2 separate regions of the Homo sapiens genome follow, and region 2 is linked to region 1. The links are chromatin loops, found by intact Hi-C in ENCODE. Cell type or tissue: HCT116. All regions are shown on one strand. Each heading gives the region's core, and the rest is flanking DNA. Links, peaks and the distances in the headings are about the cores only. Region 1 overlaps TCF7L2 (transcription factor 7 like 2). Region 2 has its middle 32 kb from the start of HABP2.

What was found. Hi-C counts contacts between places; a loop is a spot of excess contacts. Peaks named below come from ENCODE experiments on the same cell type or tissue, not always from the same donor. Only the 100,000 strongest peaks of a DNase experiment are listed, where the experiment ranks them.
Region 2: a loop joins it to region 1, with 2.0 times the contacts of the local background. A loop is called at or near these places in 5 of 110 quality-filtered maps.

The regions. Positions count from the first base shown.
Region 1 is chr10:113,138,125-113,141,039 of GRCh38, reverse strand. The region is part of intron 5 of TCF7L2 (transcription factor 7 like 2); the gene reads right to left. Among named protein-coding and RNA genes, the nearest start is that of SNORA87, 94 kb to the right of the region's middle. In HCT116, for the core only: a CTCF peak has its summit at 1,158; no DNase peak of the experiment used is centred there; H3K27ac peaks cover 811 bases.
Region 2 is chr10:113,520,092-113,523,006 of GRCh38, reverse strand. No RefSeq gene overlaps it. Among named protein-coding and RNA genes, the nearest start is that of HABP2, 32 kb to the left of the region's middle. In HCT116, for the core only: a CTCF peak has its summit at 1,606 (motif pointing right); DNase peaks (open chromatin) are centred at 346 and 1,626.

The DNA of each region.
Region 1 (2,915 bases), core at 107-2,606:
CCCCCAGTCCATGTGAAAATAATAGATAGTTGTAAGACAGCTCTCTGGGTGGGTCTGCTTTAGTTTTTATTTCCCCACTAAGCCTGGCTTTTAAAATACCTTCTCAACCCCTACCCCATTATGGAGCCCAAGAGTCTGCACTTTTCCCATTAGCAGGTGAGTCAGAAGTGGAGACTTCAATCTCCCATGCCTACTGCGTTTCCACATGTTGTGGGGACCTCCTACCCCAAGGCCCCACCTCCAGGAGGCACGCAGGCTGCACAGGGGACCATCTAGGAAAACCACCACTTACAAGAAACTGGCAGGGCCCAAATCCCACCCAGCCAGCCTCCTTAGCCACCCCCCGACAGCTCCTATCCCCTCCCTGCCCTTAGAAACAGCGGGCATGCTACAATCCTTCACAGACAGCATGGATGCAAAACCCCACTCACGGTTTGGGTGGGAGTGTGAACTTTACCAGAAAGCTCTAAACTGCCTGACAAGCACCTGCATATTTTATGCAGATTACAGCAGCCCTGATTCATTAGGAATTTCATTAGAAAGTCATCCGGGAACGCTAATACATTAACTGGATGATGACGAATTGGGCTAATAAAAGGTATGCATTTTAGAAATGGGCAGTTCTAAAAAACAAAGTACAGGCATTTTTGTGTTTGGGAAGGGTGGGTCAGTGGAGAGAAGCAGAGGGCAGGGTGGGGGGAAGAAAAGCATTTTAAAAATGTTTCTAGTTGCCATGCCCAGGCTTTCCCAAATTATTCTCCTCCTCTTTCCCCCACCTCCCGCTCAGTCCACCCCTCCCCACTCCACTACTCTGTGCTATAACTTAGCCCAGGAAGATCACAAAGAAAAAATTAAGCTGAAACAAGCGAACTACTGGGCCATTTACTGAGAGTAATCCAATTGCAAAAAACCCTATTCCCCATAGAGGATTTTCGCTAAAATCCTACAACAGGGACATTTAACCAGATTAGGTACCAGCGAAGATAAAGAGGCAAGTATTAGATGATGAATGGATTAGAGTCAAGTTTCATTTCAGAACGTGTCTTCATTTCCTTTTATTACTTTTAGGAAGGCACAACTTGCATTAACATCAAGGAAAAGGAATTGCATTAAAAGAAAAGAAGGAAGGTCCTAGTGCTGCCCACTAGTGCCTGTTGAGCTGAGGGATCACTAAGCAGTTAGTTCTCTTTACTATTTCTCTTCTTGTCCTTTTTTTTTTTTTTTTTTTAAATGGGTGAGGAAGGAATGTAATATAAGAACAGCATTTCTTACCACAGGTAATTGAGGGGAAAGTGTCTTTTAAAAAGTGCTTTTAACTTTTTTGTGGTTATGTGTGGAAAGAAAAATAAGGCATTCTCTCTAGATGCCCCAGAAAAAAACTACAGAAAAAGAAGTCAACGTTTCCAACAGCCTGGTTTACCAATTCCTATGTATAACTGGACTCTTGGAGAAAGGGGCTAGCAGGTTGCTTACAGGAGCTTTGTGTTATGTGCTACCAATTTTGCATCAAAGCAAGTAAGCTAAAAGCCACCAAAGCAGATGGAGCTTTGGAAACCAGCAACACTTCCATAAAAGGGGCAGCCATGAAGGGCGGGGCAGGCCATGGCCAGGGTGAAGGGCTGCTGCCCACAGCCAGTGCTGGGCACCTCAAGGACAGGCACTAAGGATTCCTTAAGAGGAAGATTTGCTCAGGACAACTTGAGAAATAAGGAACAAGGAAGCTCCCACTGTGTGCTGAGGTGGAGAAGGAAAAGGGAAAAGGAGAGGAAGGGAGGGAAAGAGACAGACACGGACAAAGTGGAGACTGTTAGGAGGCAGGGCAAATGACTGTTGCTGCCTTCCAGAAGTTTTCTCTTTGGTTGGAAAGATACATACCCGCTGACATGAAAGAAAGCAGACCAGCTCCAGACAGTTTAAAGTGAGTGTGGAAAAACACCAGGGCCAGTGGGGAGAACCACCCATAGCCCAGAGAAGGGAAGATGATTACTAAGGGGTGGAAGGACTGATCAAGTGCCACGGGAGCAGGACCACCATCAGCCAGGAGAAGGATCACATGGGAAGAGAAAGGGCTAGTGGTGGGCATCAGAACCAGCAGCAGTCAGCCCCTAGTCAAGCATCTCCCGGGATGCTTTTCACTCATTCAGATTCCCCAATCCTAGGAAATCTCTCAGTAGGCCCTAATTCATTCACAGTGGGTCTGGGCTCAGGACCCAAGCATCCTGGGCCTGCTTGCTGGGTGTTGTGGGTGGTTCTTGTGTTCCGCCATGAGGACCACACGCACACAGGCAAGCACAGAGGCAAAGAGCCATGGGTTCTGATCATGAATCAAATCCTAGTTCTTAAGGAACCCAGGAAAAGGCTTAGCACAGAACCTAGCACATGATAAGTTTGTTATTTATTATCTATTACAGTGGTTTATTATTAATATTATTTTTATTGTTAGGAAGAAGCTGTCCAGATGACATGATCTGTCTACAGTAAAGAAGCACAAATCCCACAGCCATCTTCTAAGCAGGACTAAGGGGAGATGTGGGGAAAACCCTCTTTCTCTACTTTACAACAAAAGAGGAAGATAGCGTTTGGGCAATAATGGAGTTAACTGAGTGTGAGATTTAAAAATTAAGTCTCCATCTTCTTAGATATACATATGAAGGCGATTCCAACAAAAGGTGGAGCCCTGTGTTCTGGCTACTAACACCTCTCCCAGTATTATTTTGCACACCTGAGCCTAGCCAACTAGTTTTTTCCTGTTCAGTCAAAACTATACCATGGGGGTGGGGGTGGGGTGGAGGGGGTGGCAGGGAACTGGAAGTTTTAGGTACTGCCTGGCTTTAGGGGGAAAAAATGGGACCTGTACTAGGACTAGCCTTACTCCCTCTGACCTCAACTGCATGCCAGGCAGGTCCCTGTGAAAG
Region 2 (2,915 bases), core at 212-2,711, 380 kb before region 1:
CAGCCTTTGGCGATTCCCTGTTGCCTACTGCTTTAAGTCAGCCTGAAGTCAAGGGGCTCCATAACCCAGCCTGTCTTTAATTTCCTTCCTTTTCCTATCAGATCTCTCACTCATAATTCAACTTCCTTTACTGCCTCCAGCTAAAATGCTCTCCTCCTTCCTCTATACATCTTTAATCTACCCATGTGCCAAGAGCTGGAAAGGTAAATTAGATTGTATGCCATTTTCCCATTCTGCTTAACTGTTATAACTGCCTGGAGCTGTATTATGAGAATAATTCTGAAATTATATTCATGATCTATGTGAAAGAGATCTGTAATCGATTAGTGATGTCTGCCATGCGTAAGGCGGGAAAGAGCGAAGCAAACAGACTCTGGCTAGAGCCAACTGATAGCAGCCTGCCTCCTCCATGCAGCCTGGGACAATGGCAGCCCTATGGATCACCTTGCCCATGACCAATTTATCATATTAATAATAAACACAGGATTGCAATGGGCTCTGAGAAGAAAAATACCTGAGATATCTGCCTTTAAAAAAGCCATGGTGGTGCTGGGCTCGGTGGTTTATGCCTGTAATTCTAGCACTTTGGGAGGCTGAGGCAGGTGGATCGCTTGAGGCCAGGAGTTCAAAACCAGCCTGGTCAACATGGCAAAACCCTGGCTCTACTAAAAATACAAAAATCAGCTGGGCATGATGGCACATGCCTGTAGTCCCAGCTACTTGAGAGGCTGAGACAGGAGAATTGCTTGAACCCAGGAGGTGGAGGCTGTAGTGAGCCGAGATCGCACCACTGCACTCCAGCCTGGGTGACAGAGCAAAACGCTGTCTCAAAACAAAACGAAACAAAACAAAACAAAAAACGAAAAACAAACAAACAAAAAAACAAACCATGTTGAAGAGTCTATTTACCCAGGTTTTTATCACATCTCACCCGGTTCTCTCTCTGCATCAGACAATTAAAAACCTTACTTGTAACAATAATGGCTAGCTTTTATGAGAACTTACTCTGTGCTGGCACCATGCTAAGGCTTGACACATGTCATCTCAGTTAATCATTATAGTTTTGCGAAGGAGGAAGGGGGTACACCTAAAAGGCCATCTTGCAGATGAGGAAACGACATTCAGAGCAACGAAGTGACTCCTTCGAGGTCACCTAGGCAATCAGTGGTGGGGCCAGGATACACATCCAGGGCCATTTGATTCCAAACCTTGGCTACTAGATGAATGGGTATTTTTGTTTATTAGTGTATGGTATTGTTCACTTTTGATGAAGGTGTTAGAAATAGACAGCAAAGTCTCTGAGTGCATAAATTTGTCACACACTTTGTTATATTTTTCCCTTCCACACCCAAGTACCTAACACAGGCCTAAGTCAGAGTTGATGGAGTCTCTAATGCTCTTTTTGCGGCTGCTCAGGCCCTATCAATTGCTGCTTATTATTTATTTTAACATATTTTCAAGGCCCGAGAAGGAGGATCACATTACATACAGTCTATGGGGAACTGGGCTCAAAATGACTCAGGGATCCCAAAAAGATTGTGCTCCAACAGGTAAAAATATCCCCCTGTGGCCTCATTGAAATTGCCAGCTTTTCCAGATGCAGCAGCAACTTTTGGCCACAAGAGGACAGTAAAGACAAGGCTACCAGGACCAAGTCCGACCAGCCTCTCCATCCAGGCTTCACAAGCGAGCAGAGACCTTGGCAGCAATTACTGTTTCTTTTATTATGACCACTGTCATACAATCTTCAGATGAAATGCACTTCAACAGGCTGATGCAAAGATCTAATGACTTCCCTGCAACTTCCAGCATAAACGAAGCTAAAATGGCCATTTATGCATGCATGCATTTGTTCCACCTGCATTTATTGAGCACCTACTGTATTACAAGCACTGTACTATCTAGGGGAGATGATGGGCAAGTACACTGAGAGACCTAGTACAGGTTTCCAAGAGGCATCGGAAGCACCAGAGGAGGCACTGTGCTCTAAGAGAGTCAGGAGGGCATCTCTGAGGAGGTGACATTTGCACAGGGTCTTGGAGAAGGTCTGGGAGCTCACTAAATAGAGATGGCAGGGGCCAGTGCGGGGGCTGGGGCAGGAATCCCAGACAAAGGGAGGAGGGAATGGCAGCCAGAGACATCACTGGAGCGGATATGAATCTTTGTACTGCTTGCTGTGGGCTGGAATTTGAAATTTGATGGCTATTTTTGGAATGAGATTCCTGAAACGCTCCCCTGTCTTCTTCGGTCAGGTTTATAACCATCCATGGGAGTGGAGCTCTAGGCTCTGACTAAAAGGGAGCAATGGGGACCTCCTTTTCTAGAAAGTTCTTGTGATGATAGCCTTCCTGAGCAGATTTGTGGGAGTTTCCAGCCAGACCATTCAGGATCTTCCTCTGGAGCAAGCCCAAAGGGGCCTGTGCAAGGCTGGGTAGGAACATGAGGGGCCCTCCCAGCCCCCTCCTGCACTGGGCTGGAGGCGGGCTGAGGGCCCAGCTCTGTCTTCAGAAAAGCAGCCACAGTCCCCGAGCAGGTGGGTTTCCAGCCCTGCTTTTTCTCCCTGAGCTCTTTTCCCCAAATGGCCCTTTCCCCTTTTCTGCTGCTTAAGCCTTGCCCAGATTCTATGGCAAACAACAGCTATCCTGCCAGTTGACCTGAGTCACTGGGTATAGGAAGGGGCCAGAGCTCACATGGCCATTCAAATCTAGGCTTTGTCTGCATCTTGGCTCTGTGAACTTGGACTTGACATTTAACCTCTCTGGGTCTCTGTTGGCTTGTGGTGAGGTTGACAGAATACAGAGGTAACTGTCTGTATACTTGGGTCCCAAGTGAGGGCCTAAGTTATGGACTCCAACTTGCATGAGTGTCTTGGGGGCACATTAGGTATGTCGGGGCGCTGGGAGCACCTGGGCAAA